Regions from separate parts of the Homo sapiens genome. Here regions 1 and 3 are each linked to region 2. The links are chromatin loops, found by intact Hi-C in ENCODE. Cell type or tissue: dorsolateral prefrontal cortex. All regions are shown on one strand. Each heading gives the region's core, and the rest is flanking DNA. Links, peaks and the distances in the headings are about the cores only.

Region 1 (5,775 bases), core at 297-5,296, 420 kb after region 2:
CAGGTTTTTGTAAACGGCAGCTAGTAATCAAAACCATCTGCTGCTTAACAGTCCTGGATGCTGGTACTGCCTGTGGCCATAGTGAGGAGTCACAAGCTATCTCTCTTTGCTCAGTGACAGGTCTGCAAGTCTCATTATTTCCTGGCCATCTCTATTGGATGCCCATAGACAACTCACATTTGCCTTTACTTATACCTCTCTTAAATCTGGGCCTTGTCCACTTTCTCAGTGAGTGGTGTCACTTTCCATTCAGTTGGCAGAGGCAGTCCCCACCTCCCTCAGTTGTCTATATCCAATCTATTTTGAGACAGGGTCTTGCTCTGTCACTCAGGCTGGGTGCAGTGGTGTAATCATAGTTCAAGGCAGCCTCACTCTCCTGGGCTCAGGGGATCCCTCCTGCCTCAGCCTCCTGAGTCACTGAGACCACAGTCATGTGTCACCATGCCTGGCTAATTTTTAAATTTTGTCTCTTTATGTTGCCCAAGCTGGTCTCAAACTCCTTGGCTCAAGTGATCCTCCTGCCTTGGCCTCCCAAAGTGCTGGAATTATAGGTGGTAGCCACTGTGTCCAACCCATATCCAATCTAATAGTAAATAAATCCTTTTAATTCCACTTCTCCAATGTCTCAAATCCATCCATTTTTCCGTATCCTGGAGAAGGTGCCACCTTCTATTGCCCATCTGTCCTGCTGGAGCCACAGCTGTCTTTCTAGAGAGAAATCTGACAGTGTCCTTCCTGCTCAGGCCCCACCAGTTCCTCCCCATTGCTCTTAGAACAAAACAAACCTGATTGGAGACCCTGAGTGTGATCTGAAGTCTCCTCCACGATCTGGTCCCTGCCTTCCTTTCCAGTCTTTCTGGTTTTGAGCATCTCCCCCTTGTCCCCTTCACTCGAGTCTCTCAGAGCTTTGTGTGTTCTTCCTGGTCTTTCACATGGCCTTTGGGCCTGTCTCCATGGCTGTGTAACAGATCACCTCAAAACTTAGTGGCTTGAAACATCAGAAATTTATTCTGTCACAGTTCAGGAGGCCAGAAGTCCAAAATCAAGGTGTGGGCAGGGTTGGCTCCTTTTGGAGGCTCTGAGCAAGAATCTGCTCCATGTCTCTCCTTCCACTGTCATGGGGCTTCTTCCTTGTGTCCCTGTGGCCTTGTGTCTAAGTTTCTCCTTTATCTTACAAAGACATCAGTCATTGAACTTAGGGCCCACCCTAATCCAGTATGACCTCATCTTAACTAATGACATCTGCAAAGACCCCATTGCCAAATAAGGTCACATACTGAGATTCTGGGTGAAGGTGAATTTTGGGCAAACGTTATTTGAACCACTCACTACACTGTCATGTGCCAGGAATGTGGAATCCCCTCCCCACTTTTAGCTAAAACCGCCAGAATGGATTTAGCGTTGTGGAACCTCTAGACTCCTCCCGTGTGTGCACGCACCTTGTATGCACACATAGGTGCACACTGACAAGTGCTGGCACACACATGCCCAGGGCTTCCTCTTTCTCTCCCATGGTCCCTGGTGAAATTTCCTGTAATACCTTTTCATGCCCTCCCTCCGAGGCGGGGAGGGGTACCGCTATCTACAACCAGCTGTGGAAAATACCCCGAGAAGCAGTGAAGGGAGGCAGCACTAAGGAGGAGAGGGGTGTGGGCTGAGCTAGGAAAGAGGAGGTTTTAGGAAGCTGGCCTGGGGGTTCACTTGGAAGAAAACCTGTTCTCTTCCCAAATCTTAGGATGTCTGGTGGGATAAAGCCATCCAGTCTGGCCTCTCCCTACCCGCACCGCCTGGCCTCCTCATCTTTGTATTCCCAGAGACAAACCCAGGGCCTGGGAGACTGAATCCAAACATCAATTTACCAACCAATCAATCCGTAGAGCAGCGGTCTCCAACCTTTTTGACACCAGGGACCGGTTTCATGGAAGACACTTTTTTCCACAGACTGGAAAGGGCTGGGAGTGTGAGGTGGAGAATGGTTTCAGATGGTTCAAGCTCATTACATTTATTGTGCACTTTATTTCTATTATTATTACATTGTAACGTATAATGAAATAATTATTGTAATATAAGAATAATAATTATTATTACATTGTAATATGTAATGAAATAATTACAACTCACCATAATGTAGAATCAGTGGGAGCCCTTAGCTTGTTTTCCTGCAACTAGGTGGTCTCATCTGGGGATGATGGGAGACAGTGACAGATCATCAGGCATTAGATTCTCATAAGGAACATGCAACCTAGATCCCTCCCATACGCAGTTTACAACAGGGTTCACACTCCTATGAGAATCGAATGCCACTGCTGATCTGACAGGAGGTGGAGCTCAGGCGGTCATGCTTGCCTTCGCCCCGGGGCTCACCTCCGTCTGTGCAGCCCGGTTCCTAACAGGCCACAAAGGGGTACTGGTCTGCGGCCTGGGGTGTGGAGACCCCTGCCTTAGAGCAAAAGAGTTTTGGGGTGTGGTGAGAATACCTTGCCCGGGTGAGGAAGGCTTCCTGGATTGGAATGCGGCGTCCAAACTGATACCTGACGGGCAGCGAGCACTAGGCCAGGGGAAAGGTCTCCAGGCTGCCAGACCGCTGGGCAGATGATGGCTCTTCTGTCCACGGCACCTGGTTGGATGTCAGGAGTACTGAGGAGTGTGTGTGTGTGCGTGTGAGTGTGAGTGTGTGCGTATTTTTGTGCAGAGCAAGCGTGAAAGAAGCCAACAGGAGCCATACCCATGAGTTGAAAATATCAGAAAGGGGAGCTATGACCTGCAAGACACATTGTGAGTGTGGTGTCTTGGCCATTGTCCGCTGGGACCACAGGAAGGTCAGGGATGCACTTCTGCTTGGTCCTACGGCTGGCAGTTGGGAGATGCGGGCGTGGGGAGCGGAGCCCGATGAGTGTAGTGTCTGGAGCGGACTGGGAGCAGCTCGGCCTGGGTGTCCGAGGAGCGGGCGGGCGCTGCTCCGGGCGCCCACCAGGGGGCAGTGCTGCCGGGCGAGAGCGCGGTGGGCTGAAGGGCGCGGGGCTGCGGGGCTCGGGGGTGTGGGACTAGAAGGCGCGTGGCTGTGGGACTAGGGGCTGGCGGGCGCGGGGCGCGGGGCGCAGGGCTGCGGCGGGGGCGGCCAGGGCGGCTTTTGCCTCCCACGCAGGCAGGAGAGAGTTCTTGCGTGCCTGCCTATACTCGCCGCCGGGCATGTTTCCAGGTGAGCGGACCGTGCTGACTCTGGGCTGCAGAAATGCGCCCCCAGAGGAAAGCTCTGCGCTTTGCGGGAGCTCTTTAAAGCCAAGGTTCCAGAGAATGGATTTACCCCAAAGCTGATAACGCTAACGCTTCTGCCACCCCAAGGCCGTGTTCATGCATATATCTATACGAGATTCCCTGAAAGTGTGTATGTTTCAGGCCCACTGGGCTCTGCCTCTTGGTGACTCCACTCCAGGTTTCAGTTTGGTTGGCCCCTTGACGGTCTAGATCCCTAACCCCCAGATCCACCAGAGCTACTGAGAAACTGGGGCAAGCCTCCACAGAGACAAGCGACTTGGGGTATGTGTGGGTATATGGGTGTGGATGAGAGAGTGAGCGAGCGAAGGAGTTCAGCAGTATAGATGCCAGTAGCACCTACCCTTCCAGTTGTGACAACCTAAAGTGTCCCAAACATTGTCAAATGTCATATATCTGGCGAGGAGAGCCGGGAGTTGTTCCTGGTTGAGAACCACTGATTTAGAGATTGTAGCTTTCCTTTTCCATTGCTGCTTATGGGTTAAGCCTCACGTCTTTTCCAGAGGGGTTGTATTGTGACTTGTACAGCCTCTTCCCGGAGATTTCTACCCACCAAATTGAAAGGGTCACAGGCCGACTCCGGGGGTGAAGAGCCTGGGTTCAACCGAGGAAAGGGCCAGGGGCCTCCTTTCCTCCTGTGGCCTCGGCTGCAGCCTGCGAGCTGGGGAGAAAGTAGCTGCTGGCCTGGCCGGGGGTGCTGCGCTCTGCTCCCAGTTTCTCTCTTCCAACAGTTAGAACATGAAAGCTGGAAGCGATCCTAGAGGGTGTCTAGTTCAACACCTGCCCCTTCCCTTAAAGAAGTGTTTACGATGAGAACACTGACATTCAGAGCCCTGAAGCGTGTCTTCCAGGGCTGCGTAGCTTTTATGAGGTAGAAGACCAGGCCCAGGTGTCCTGACTTCCAGCCTAGAGCTTTTACTGCTCCATGGGCAGCCTCTCTGAGTCCCCTATTAAAATGCAGTCCCCCTGGAGGGCACACACCATAAACTAGATGAGTGGCTGCCTAATAAATGACCCTGAAACTTAGTGGCTTGAAACAAAAATAAATAGTCTCTCAGTTTCTCTGGGTCAGGAATTTGGGAGCAGCTTGGCTGGGCAGTTCTGCCTCAGAGTCTCTCATAACTTTCAGTGAGATGTTGGTCAGGGCTTTTGAGTATAGACTTTGGTCAAGAATCTTCTCTTGGCCGGGCACTATGGTTCACACCTGTAATCCCAGCACTTTGGGAGGCCATGGTAGGAGGATCACTTGAGGCCAGGAATTTGAGGCTAGCCTGGGCAACTTGGTGAGACCCTGTCTCTACAAAAAGTACAAAAATAAGCCGAGTGGGGTGGCATGTGCCTGTGGTCCCAGGTACTTGGAAGACTTGGGTGGGAGGATTGCTTGAGCCCAGGAGGCCAAGGCTGTAGTGAGCCATGATGGCACCACTGCAACTTCAGCTTGGGTGACAGAGTGAGACCCTGTCTCAAAACAAAACAAAAACCCACAAAAATCTTCCACAAAAATCTTCTCTAAGCCTCAATTTTCTCATCTGTAAAATGGAGATAATAACAGAAGTTATTTCATAGGCTGTTATGAGGATTAAAAAAATAATTCTTTTGTGGCAGAGATTTTCAATTTCTTACTCTAATATCACTTCCTCTTTCTTCCTTTGTAATAGAAGCTCCAATATTTAGCTGGAAAGTTGGCTGCCTGGAATAAAAGTCTCCATTTTTCATCTTTTTTTGTTTTTCCAACCAGTTCTGTCTGAAGACATGTATAGAAGTGGTATATGGCACCTTTCAGGGAACTTTCTTTAAAAAACAGTATCTCCATTTGCTCCTTTTATTTGTTGCCCTCCTCTACTCTGCTTCCTGGAACGTGGATGTGATGGCTGGAGCTCTGGTTGCCAACTTGGGACACAAGGATGAGCATCATACCCCTGGGATGATGGAGTGATGGACAGGAAGGAGTTTGGGTTCCAGAAAGTTCTGTGCAATTGTCATACCAATCTTGCACTGCCTAGGTGATAGAGAAATAAAATTAAACTTGTTTTTTTCGGCCGGGCGCAGTGTCTCGTGCCTGTAATCCCAGCACTTTGGGAGGCCGAGGTGGGTGGATCACTGGAGGTCAGGAGTTGGAGGCCAGCCTGGCTAACATGGCAAAACCCCATCTCTACTAAAAATACAGAAATATTAGCCGGGTGTAGTAACACACGCCTTTAATCCCAGCTACTTCGGAGGCTGAGGCGGGAGAATCACTTGAACCCAGGAGGTGGAGGCTGCAGTGAGCTGCACTCCAGCCTGGGAGACAGAGCAAGCCACCATCTCAAAAAAAAAAAAAAAAAAAAATTCCCCTCTTGTGTTTTAAAAAATCGCCCTCAAACATTCTGCTATCCAAGAGAAATAAACTTTTATCTTGGCCAAACAGGTATTTTGTGCTTTCTGGTTCATGCAACTGAACTGAACATCCTATATGCTTACACTGTTAGCAAATGCCTGGTAGTCAGGAGGTGCTCAGTACCC
Region 2 (5,737 bases), core at 738-5,737:
AAGACTAGCAGTTTTTATTCCCTGCAAAGATGCAAAGAGTAAAACAGGGGGTCTCTGGACTAGGGAAACACCAGAGACACAGAGGACTGAAGTACCATATTGTAAACAGGATTAAGCTGGCCTATAAACTGAATATTAGCAACCTAGCTTTCTTCTCCCACTTAGTAACCAGAATGCTATTAATCAGGCTTATACACACCCCATCCCAGTAGAAGAATCCTGGGAGAATCTAACCAGCCAAAGAGCACAGGTCTAAATGAGGCAGGCGGCAAGACTTTCTTCAAAGAAATGGCCCAGTCATTTTAATGAACCTGATAGTCTTCAATGCTACCCACGGGTTTTTAAATAACTTTAAATAGGAGCAGACAACCAATGATCACTGAACAAATAAGGAAAGTTTCTAACATGAATATGCTCTATGATTTCCATAAACTACAGCAAAGGCCATTTTTGAACTTCTTTTACTGCCGGGCGCGGTGGCTCACCAACATGGAGAAACCCCGTATCTACTAAAAATACAAAAGTAGCCGGGCCTGGGGGCGCATGCCTGTAATCCCAGCTGCTGGAGAAGGCTGAGGCAGGAGAATCACTTGAACCTGGGAGGCGGAGGTTGCGGTGAGCAGAGATTGCGCCGTTGCGCCTGGGCAACAAGAATGAAACTCCGTCTCAAAAAAAAAAAAAAAAAAAAAGGAGAACATAAGGAGAACATACAAACAAAAGAAACTTGGAAGAAACCAAGACTAAACGGGATAAAAACTTTTTCTTAATGTTACTATTATCCTCAGAGAGATAAAAGAATATATTTAATCCAAGAAAATAATTTTATGTTTTTAAAAAGAACAATTAGAACAGCCTGTGGAAATTAAAAATATGATATTAAAATTTAAAACTCCAAAGAGTTGGAAAATTAGGATGAGAAAAATCTCCTGGAAAGTAGAACAAAAAGACAGAAATAGAAAATAAGAAAGGGTTACCAAAAAAATATTTAAAAATTAGGCAGGCCAGGTGCGGTGGCTCACGCCTGTAATCCCAGCACTTTGGGAGGCCGAGGCGGGCAGATCACCTGAGGTCGGCAGTTCGAGACCAGCCTGACCAACATGGAGAAAGGAGAAACCCCATCTCTACTAAAAATACAAAATTAGCCAGACAAGGTGGCACATGCCTGCAATCCCAGCTACTTGGGAGGCTGAGGCAGAAGGATCGCTTGAACCCGGCAGGCAGAGGTTGTGGTGAGCTGAGATCATGCCATTGCACTCCAGCCTGGGCAACAAGAGCAAAACTTCGTCTCAGAAAAAAAAAAAAAAAATTAAGCATAGTGGCACACACCTATAATCCTAGCTACTTGGGAGGCTGGCATGTGAGGATCCCTTGAGCCGAGGAGGTGGTGGCTGCAGTGAGCTATGATCTCACCACTGCACTCCAGCCTGGTTGACAGAGAAAGATCCTGTCTCTAAAAATAAATTTAAAAAATTTTTTTAAAAAGAAAAGAAGGCCAGGCGCAGTGGCGCATGCCTGTAACCCCAGCACTTTGGGAAGCTGAGGCGGGCAGATCACTTAAGACCAGCAGTTTGAGACCAGCCTGGCCAACATGGTGAAACCCCCTCTCTACTAAAAATACAAAAATTAGCCAGGTATGGTGGCAGGCATCTGTAATACCAGCTACTCGGGAGGCTGAGCCGGGAGAATGGCTTGAATCTGGGAGGCGGAGGTTGCAGTAAGCCGAGATAGTGCCACTGCACTCCGGCCTAGGCTGCTGAGCAAGACTCCATCTCAAAACAAAAACAAAAACAAAAATAAAACTTAGCCAGGCATGGTGGTGGAGGCCTGTAGTCCCAGCTACTTGGGAGGCTGAAGCAAGAGAATCTCTTGAACCCAGGAGGTGGAGGTTGCAGTGAGCCAAGATCGTGCAACTACACTCTAGCATGGGCAACAGAGTGAGACTCTGTCTCCAAAAAAAAGAAAAAAAATACATTAGAGGAGACTCCGTAAAATGTGATATCCAGACCTTAGGAGTATTCACATGACAGAATAGAGGAAATACATCATCAAACAATTCAAGAACATTGTTTAGAATTCAAGGGCATGGTTTCCAAATTAAAAGACACATTGGAGAGTCCAGTACAATGCAAATTTGGGCTCAACAATGCCAATTATCATTAAGTTTCAGAACACTAGAATAAGAAAATTTCGAATATGTTTTTAGAGAGGAAAGAATAGATCAAAACCAAGAAGCAGGCATCAGACTACTGGCTGCTAAAAGACGATGGAGCAACAGAGCAATGCCTCCAAGACTCTGAGGAAAAATTATGTCCAACCAATCAAGTGTGAGGGTAAAAACAAAGAAATTTTCAGACATCCAATCTCTTGAAATTTTTACTCTCCTCATACTTTTTATCTGGAAACTATTGGAACATGTGTTCCACCAAATGAGCCAAAAATGAGAAGATGTGAAATCAGGAAAAAGAATACCCAACTCGAAAGAACGGGGAAGGGAAACCCCAGAATGGTGGTGAAAGGCGATCAGATAAGAAGGCTCCAGAAGAGGTAGCACCAAGGAGATGAAACTGAATACATTGAGAGGAGATTTTCCACATACTATATTGTATTATGGAATTTCACTCTATGATTTCCATAAACTACAGCAAAGGCCATTTTTGAACTTCTTTTACTGCACACGTTAACAGTAGGAATTAAAATATTTTTTGAATAAATGAAAGAATGGAATACCTGAATTTGTACAGTACAGTATACACTTTGATAAGGGCTTTAGGCCAGGCACGGTGGCTCACGCCTGTAATCCCACACTTTAGGAGGCCGAGGCAGGTGGCTGGCTTGAGTTCCAGACCAGCCTGGCCAACATAGTGAAACCCCGTCTCCACTAAAAATACAAAAATTAGCCGGGCGTGGTGGCAGGTGCCCACAATCCCAGCTATTTGGGGGACTGAGGCAGGAGAATCGCTTGAACTCAGGAGGCGTAGGTTGCAGTGAGCTGAGATCGCGCCACTGCACTCCAGCCTGGGCAACAGAGTGAGACTCCGTCTCAAAAGAAAAAAAAAGGACTTTAAGGTAGATACAGAGGCTTCAGTATCCTGATGACTCTCATTCATTCTGTATGAACGATACTGGCGACACTGATTCACTCATCTACTTGAAGACCAAGAGCAGAATCATATTATGCTTTGAGAGGGGCACAGGGTAGCCTATTGTTAGGCAAATAGACCGCAGCAAGATTGTCTAAAACCAAATTCCATTTCATCATTTAGTATCTGTGTAACTTGGTCAAGTGACTTAACCTCTCTAACCTTTGATTCCCTAACTTGAAAATAGGGTTATTAATTCACAGGGTTACTGTGAGGATGGAACTAATGCCTGGGATTCCACATTATCATTTCCTCGAGCTTTGGAATTCTAATTATAAATTCTAAAGTCTGAGATTACGGAAAAGCAGATGTGAGAAAGGAATTAAAAGCACCCACTGGAAGCCAGGATGTCTCCTAGGAGGGACTTGCTATTACCTAGCTGCGCAGCAACAGGCAATCGCTTGCCTACAAGTCTCACTTTCCGCGCCTGCACAGTCTCCATCTGCCCTGCCCTTGTACTCACTGGGCCGGGCAAGCTGGGGAGGCCTAAGCGGACTGGGAAGTTAGGCTTTCCCTCCACTTCACCAGTCGGCTGCCCCTGCGGAAACCGGCCCGACACACCTCGCTCCTAAAGCCAGTTGCGGTGGTGGTGGCGGTTGGGGCTTTTTTTGGCCACGAGAGGGCAGCATTTCCCCCGGCCAACCACACACGTACCCCTAGCAACAGCAAACCCAGCTGCAACAGAACAAAAGACCGAAGTCCTCGAGCTTCCCTTCCATCTTAGGGCTCACGCCGCCCCGGTTAGGTTTCATTAGAGCAGCGGCTTTTCAAGGCTCGTCGGGCACGGAGGGCGGAGCGAGGGAGCTCTCGCGAGATCGCCGCCGGAAGTGGGTGGTGGCGGGGACGCAGCGGCTCCCTCCCGGAAAGCGAGCGTATCTCCCGAGCCGTTGCCACTGACAGCCGCGGGCGCTCCCATCTGAGTAAGAGCCAGCCCGTCCGCGGCCTCTCCAGCCCCGGGTTCGCGCTCTCGACTCTCCTGCCTGCCCAGCTGCGCGGCGGAGCGGAGCGAGGCGCGGCCTGCGAGTCCCCGGCAGCCCCCGACCCCTCCCTCGGCGCTGCGTGTAGGCCGCGCCCTCAGGCCCAGTCCGCGGTGCCCCGGCGGGTGATGCCAAATACAGCCATGAAGAAAAAGGTGCTGCTGATGGGGAAGAGCGGGTCGGGGAAGACCAGCATGAGGTCGATAATCTTCGCCAATTACATTGCTCGCGACACCCGGCGCCTGGGGGCCACCATTGACGTGGAACACTCCCACGTCCGATTCCTAGGGAACCTGGTGCTGAACCTGTGGGACTGTGGCGGTCAGGACACCTTCATGGAAAATTACTTCACCAGCCAGCGAGACAATATCTTCCGTAACGTGGAAGTTTTGATTTACGTGTTTGACGTGGAGAGCCGCGAACTGGAAAAGGACATGCATTATTACCAGTCGTGTCTGGAGGCCATCCTCCAGAACTCTCCTGACGCCAAAATCTTCTGCCTGGTGCACAAAATGGATCTGGTTCAGGAGGATCAGCGTGACCTGATTTTTAAAGAGCGAGAGGAAGACCTGAGGCGTCTGTCTCGCCCGCTGGAGTGTGCTTGTTTTCGAACGTCCATCTGGGATGAGACGCTCTACAAAGCCTGGTCCAGCATCGTCTACCAGCTGATTCCCAACGTTCAGCAGCTGGAGATGAACCTCAGGAATTTTGCCCAAATCATTGAGGCCGATGAAGTTCTGCTGTTCGAAAGAGCTACATTCTTGGTTATTTCCCACTACCAGTGCAAAGAGCAGCGCGACGTCCACCGGTTTGAGAAGATCAGCAACATCATCAAACAGTTCAAGCTGAGCTGCAGTAAATTGGCCGCTTCCTTCCAGAGCATGGAAGTTAGGAATTCCAACTTCGCTGCTTTCATCGACATCTTCACCTCAAATACGTACGTGATGGTGGTCATGTCAGATCCGTCGATCCCTTCTGCGGCCACTCTGATCAACATTCGCAATGCCCGGAAACACTTTGAGAAGCTGGAGAGAGTGGATGGCCCCAAGCACAGTCTCCTTATGCGTTGAATATTGCCAAATGCTCTTTCTGAAAATGCTGAATTGCCTTTTTTGTTTGCATCCTTTATTTTTAATATTCATAATGTCGTGTGCTTAAAAGTGGGCTTTGAAGTGTGTGCTGCTTACTCCTTTCATCTTTCTCCCCGCTTCCCCAGTCTTTAAACATTGGACGCTATTTACTCAGCTACCCAGTAGAGCTTGAAGCTGACCTTTCTGAGAAGTTGGTATGGTGTAACACTAAAGTAGGTGGTTCGTGTGTGTTCTCATTACCTGGTTATGATAGATATGCACATCAAAGCCTTTACCAGTATCTTCCTGTATTCCGTATCAGATTGCAAAGACGGAATGTTACTATTTTATCAGCAAGGTATTAAAATGCATTTATAAATTCTTCTTGGCTTCATTCATGAATAAACGTGTTAGCAATTTAAAACATGTCCTTATTTGAAATAACTTGAAAGTGCTTAATATGCAAATCTAAAAATTCTGACTGCCCACAAGTATTGCTTGACTGGCAAATTTGATTCTGTGAATTTAGCCCCCAGCACTTTAGTGATGT
Region 3 (5,775 bases), core at 447-5,446, 130 kb after region 2:
AGCCTGGGTGAAACACACACAGACACACACACACACACACACACACACACACACACTAATAATAATAAAAAGAAGATATGTGAGTGTCCAGTAGCACATGAAAAGATGGTCAACATCATTGGTGTTCAGGGAAATGCAAACTAAAACCTGAATGACATACTGCTACACACCCACCGGGATGGCAAAAATTTTTTAAATAGTGAGGATGTGGAGCACCAAAACCTCATACACTTATTAGTGGTCATTAAAACTTAAAAGTATTTTAAGAAAAACTATTTGTGACTTTCCTCTGAATTTTCTTCATATCTATCAACATACACTACAGGCAGGCAAAGAGGAGAAGGATGGGGGCAGTGGGGGATGGGAATCTCAGGAAAAATGGAAAAAGTTTTCCAAGGACGGAGGTGAAACAGAGAGAAAAATAATGGGAGGAAAGTAAATAATAGAGACAAGAGGAAAACAGTAGGAGGCAGAAGCAAACTGTGAGCTACAGAAGGAAGAGGCAGTTAGGAGGAGAATAGACATGTGAAATCAAAGTGTGAAAATGAGATGATATATAAAGTGCCTAAAATAGCACCTGGCATATAGGATTACATAATATTCAAATACAGTTATTAACTAGAAATCAGAGGGAAAAGTAAAAAAATGTCAAGTATTCTATAGCTGCTTTTTTTTGTTTTTTTTTGTTTGTTTGTTTTGTTTTGTTTTGTTTTTTGAGACGGAGTCTCACTCTGTAGCCCAGGCTGGAGCGCAGTGGCGCAATCTTGGCTCACTGCAACCTCCGCCTCCCGGGTTCAAGTGATTCTCCTGCCTCAACCTCCCAAGTAGCTGGAATTACAGGCATGGGCCACCATGCCCAACTAATATTTGTATTTTTAGTAAAGACTGGGTTTCACTATGTTGGCCAGGCTGGTCTTGAACTCCTCACCTCGGGTGATCCACCCACCTTGGCCTCCCAAAGTGCTGAGATTACAGGTGTGAGCCACTGCACCCAGCCGATAGCTGCTTATTGAATAAATGTTTAGGTGCCCTAGTGATGCATAAAGTACATTGGTTCTGTAAGTGTTCTGTGCTAAATTAGCATTGTATATTGCTAACGTTAGTTCCCCCCAACCCCATAGTTCTATTTCTATCTTAATTTGAGCCTGTTATTGTTTTAGGTCTATTGTTGAGGCAGCAGCAAGGAATATTCAGGATGTAATTTGGTTTCTCATTTCCTGGCAACAATCACGTGAGAGGCAAATGAGAGGCTTTTGCTGAAAGGCTTTTTAAATCTGTAGTAATGAGAACAAATATTAAGTAATCCACTTGTGGATAAATAAAAGTTGCAGTGCTATGATTCAATCTTCATCTGATGAAACCAAAGTTCATTATGAAAACATAATTACACTCAAGATTCTGTACTGGGGCAGGGCTTGGTGACTGATGCCTATAATCTTAGCACTTTGGGAGGCCGAGGCAGGAGGATCCCTTGAGCCCAGGAGTTTGAGACCAGCCTGGGCAACATAGGGAGACCCTGTCTCTATCTTAACAACAACAAAAAAAGATTCTGTACTGAAATGTGATGTGAGGTTGGAACACTTACTGCATGGGAAAGTTGCAGGCGATGTCTGAGTTTCCCTGTGCAGGTTGTGAAACATACAACCAATTAAAAATTACTTTATGGCCAGGTGCGGTGGCTCACACCTGTAATCCCAGTACTTTGAGAGGCCGAGGCGGGCGGATCATGAGGTCAGGAAATTAAGACCATCCTGGTTAACACAGTGAAACCCCGTCTCTACTAAAGATACAAAAAATTAGCCAGGCGTGGCACGCTCTTGTAGTCCCAGCTACCTGGGAGGCTGAGGCAGGAGAATCGATTAAACCCAGGAGGCAAAGGTTGCAGTGAGCCAAGATCGCGCCACTGCACTCCAGCCTGGGCAACAAAGCAAGACTCAGTCTCAAAAAAAAAAAAAAATTACTTTAAAGCACTCCTCAAGTATAAATAAATATCAGCATTCTGAAAAATGAAGGGGACTGAAGGTGGTGAGTGCCAGCACATTTTTCTTCCCCAAGAGGAAAAAGAGATATGGCAAAGGATGCCGATTGAATGATAAGATGCCTAGTGTGGTTGGTGCAGGACTACCCTCATGTGTTTGGCAGTATAAGCGGGCCTTTAATCACCCACCTGCCGGTTGTCATACTTCGCATCACCCCTCTCCCCATCACGGGGAAGGGGAGGACATGTCCCTTCCCCAACTCGTGTCTGCCAAAAATGCATTCATGCTACTATTGTTATTCCTTCTCATGCCAAATCTCATCTGTTTATTAGCCTAGGACCTGGGGCAGGGGGCAGTAAGGTTGGGGGATCACTTGAGCCCAGGAGGTCAAGGCTGAAGTGAGCCATGATAGTGCCACTGCACTCCAGCCTGGGTGACAGAGCGAGACCATGTCTCAAAAAAAAAAAAAGACAGAAATTTCTAAATTGTCTTCTATTAACAGTAATCATAAACCAGTGTACACTCTCACTAAAAATATATGAGAATGCCTATTATTCTAAACCAAATATCAGAACTGTTGATATTTACCATGTAAGTTAAAATAGCATCTTTTTGTAGTTTAGTGTGCATTTCTTTTATTATGAAGAAGATTGGGAATCTTTTCCAGAATTTGGGGAGGTAGGTGGGTAAACAAACACAATACAAAAGTACTGTGACAAAGAGTTTTCTAGGAAGGTCAGATAAGGTCCCACAGAGGAGGTGGCATTTGATCTAGGTCCTGAAGGATGAGGGGGAATTCCGCCATGGAGCTTATTGATCCTGGTATGTAGTCAGCCAAAATGTTCAACAACTATATGTTGACTTAAGTGATAAAATCAGCCAGGTGCAGTGTCCCACGCCTGCAATCCTAATCCCAGCACTTTGGGAAGCTGAGGTAGGAGGACCCCTTGACTGCAGGTGTTCAAGACCAGCCTAGACAACACAGGGAGACCTCATGTTTCCAAAAGACACAAAAATTAGCCTGGTGTGGTGGCCCGCGCCTGTAAGTCCCAGCCACTCTGAAGGCTGAGGCAAGAGGATGACTTGAGCCCAGGAGCTTGAGGCAGCAGTGAGCTGTGACTATGTCAATGTACTCCAGCATGGGGAACAGAGACTCTGTCTGAAAAAAATAAAAAGAAGTTATAAAATTGAGATGTTTGGGTTGAGGTGAGAGGATTGCTTGAGTCTAGGAGTTCAAGGTTGCAGTGAGCTATAATTGCACCACTTCATTCTAACCTGGGCTACAGAGCAAGACCCTGTCTCCTTAAATAAATAAATAAATAAACACATATATAAGACATATAGGCAACAAGTTTTCTGGATGGCTAAGGGGATTTTTTGCTATACGTGGCAAGACACTGACACACAAATACCAGTACACGATTAAGCAAGCCACCCAGTATGACTGGGTCAGTCCCGGGGGAACTGGGCAGGAGCTTTATAGTGTACATCTGGTTTCTTCTACTTTTTGGATGTTGAGCGACATCTAATGGCCAAATAGGAAAAAGTCTATGTTTTCAGTTTCTTCTTTTCCTTTCCTTCTTTCTTTCCCTTCCTTCCTTCCTTTCTCTTTTTCTTTCTTTCTCTCTCTTCCTTCCTTCTTTCCTTTCTCTCTCCTTCCTTCCGTCCTTCCTTCCTTGTTTCATTCTCTCTCCTTCCTTCCTTCCTTTCTTTCTATCCCTTTCTCTCTTCCTTCCTTCCTCTATTTTTTCCTCCCTCCCTTCCTTCCTTTCTTCCTCTCCTTCCTTTCTTCTTTTTCTTTTCTCTCTGTCTCTCCCTCCCTTCCTTTTCTTTCTTTCTTTCTTTCTTTCTTTTTTTCTTCCTTTCTTTTTTTGACAAGGTCTCACTCTGTTGCACAGACTGGAGTGCAGTGGCACAGTCACAGCTCACTGCAGCCTTGATGTCCCGGGTTCATATGATCCCCCCACCTCAGCCTCCTGAGTAGCTGGGACTATAGGCATGTGCCACCACGCCTGGCTAATTTTTCCGTTTTTTGGCTGCCCAGGCTGGTCCAGTATTTTATTTTCAAAGAAAATTCTCTTGTAGGAACACATACACAACCTAAAAAAAAGTTTCTCCAGATTTAAGGAAAACTTGAGTCTTATTTTTCCCTGTGAACATAGAAGAAAACTGAATAAATTAGAGGTAAGCTAATTTTTTTTTTTTGAGACTATTTCTCTCTTGTTGCCCAGCCTGGCATGCAATGGCAATGATCTCGGCTCACTGCAACCTCACCTCCCGGGTTCAGGCGATTCTCCTGCCTCAGCCTCCCGAGTAGCTGGGATTACAGGCATGCACCACCATGCCCGGCTAATTTTTGCATTTTTAATAAAGACGGGGTTTCACCATGTTGGTCAGGCTGGTCTCGAACTCCTGACCTCAGGTGATCCACCTGCCCTGGCCTCCCAAAGTTCTGGGATTACATGCGTGAGTCACTGCACCCGGCCAGAGGTAAGTTAATTTGTGTGGTAATTTTCTTTTCTTTTTTCTTTTTCTTTTTTTCTTTTTTTTTTTTTGAGACAGAGTCTACCGAGTCTTGCTCTGTCACCCAGACTGGAGTGCAGTGGTGCAATCTCAGCTCACTGCAACCTCTCTCCCCCGGGTTCAAGCGATTCTGCTACCTCAACCTCCCAAGTAGCTGGGATTACAGGCGCCTGCCACCGCGTCCGGCTAATTTTTGTATTTTTAGTAGAGATGGGGTTTCAGCATCTTGGCCAGGCTGGTCTTGATCTCCTGACCTCGTGATCCACCCACCTCGGCCTCCCAAAGTGCTGGGATTACAGGCGTGAGCCACTGTGCCCGGCCTTGTGTGGTAATTTTCATCAAATGAAATAGAAAAAAAAGATGTTAGAATTGGAAGAGACCTTACATCCAATCTCCTCATTGTGTCAATAAGGAAATTTATGTCCAGAGAGAAATGATTTGCCCAAAGCCACACAGCTAGAGAGTTATTAATGCTGTAATATAGTCGTGATTTTGCTACAATGAAGAGAGGAACAGTGAATATATTTACCCATCCATTTGCAAAGCAAAAAAAAAAGGGCAAATACTTTCTGATTACTTTAAAACCTAATAATGTATAATATTGGCCATGCATGGAATTTAATACTATAATGCTCAATAATATAGTAGTTACTGGCAATTAGGGTCTTGGCCTAGGGTATTTGATTTTTCAGGCCAATAGTGGACAAAAACAGACAAATTCCTATGAATGCCAGACTACATTTCAAAAGACCCAAGTAAGATTTTGACCTCTGTAACCTGAGAGTTGCTTCCCTAATATTTCTCTTTGCCTCTTATCTGACAATAGGCAAAGTTGAGGTAGGAGATGAGTATCAAACCACATCATTTAATCAACCAACCCGTAAACATGTATATATCCCCTTTTGTATGTTTAGCATCACAAGGATTGTGGGGACACAACTGTATACATAATGGAGAACAAGTCATGGTGAACTCACTTCTCCTACCTGTTGATAGGAGTTGAATCAAAAGCAGCTTTGAGGTAGAAGGGAAGTTACAACAATACTATAACCACTCTTGCAGATATATTTATTAACTCATTGGTAAGTATTTGTTGAGTATCTACTATATACCAGTGCTAGGGATACAACAGAAATCCAGACCCAAACTCTCCATGAAGCTTATAACCTGGTAACTATATGCCAACAATTGTGATAAGTGCTACAAAAAGAAAGTACTGACCGGGCGCGGTGGCTCATGCCTATAATCCTAGCACTTTGGGGGGCCGAGGCAG

What was found. A loop is a pair of places that touch in the nucleus more often than their neighbours do. Peaks named below come from ENCODE experiments on the same cell type or tissue, not always from the same donor. Only the 100,000 strongest peaks of a DNase experiment are listed, where the experiment ranks them.
Region 1: a loop joins it to region 2, with 7 times the contacts of the local background. A loop is called at or near these places in 54 of 110 quality-filtered maps.
Region 3: a loop joins it to region 2, with 11 times the contacts of the local background. A loop is called at or near these places in 61 of 110 quality-filtered maps.

Annotation. Positions count from the first base shown.
Region 1 is chr9:19,461,877-19,467,651 of GRCh38, forward strand. MAP1LC3BP1 (microtubule associated protein 1 light chain 3 beta pseudogene 1) reads right to left here and starts at 1,513. Exons shown (of 2, transcript XM_047424278.1): 1 at 1,440-1,513. The coding sequence starts at 1,513. RefSeq lists a silencer at 2,869-3,328. In dorsolateral prefrontal cortex, for the core only: CTCF peaks have their summits at 2,982 (motif pointing right) and 3,183; DNase peaks (open chromatin) are centred at 2,955 and 3,205; H3K4me3 peaks cover 972 bases; H3K27ac peaks cover 2,064 bases.
Region 2 is chr9:19,045,415-19,051,151 of GRCh38, forward strand. It overlaps RRAGA (Ras related GTP binding A), which reads left to right and starts at 4,013. Exons shown (of 1, transcript NM_006570.5): 1 at 4,013-5,611. The coding sequence starts at 4,246. The coding sequence ends at 5,187. It also overlaps a transcript of SAXO1 not described here. RefSeq lists an enhancer at 3,953-4,474 and a silencer at 4,082-4,271. In dorsolateral prefrontal cortex, for the core only: CTCF peaks have their summits at 3,762 (motif pointing right) and 3,961; DNase peaks (open chromatin) are centred at 3,907 and 4,317; H3K4me3 peaks cover 2,813 bases; H3K27ac peaks cover 2,931 bases.
Region 3 is chr9:19,170,941-19,176,715 of GRCh38, forward strand. No RefSeq gene overlaps it. Among named protein-coding and RNA genes, the nearest start is that of PLIN2, 46 kb to the left of the region's middle. In dorsolateral prefrontal cortex, for the core only: CTCF peaks have their summits at 3,484 (motif pointing left) and 3,683; no DNase peak of the experiment used is centred there; H3K4me3 peaks cover 424 bases.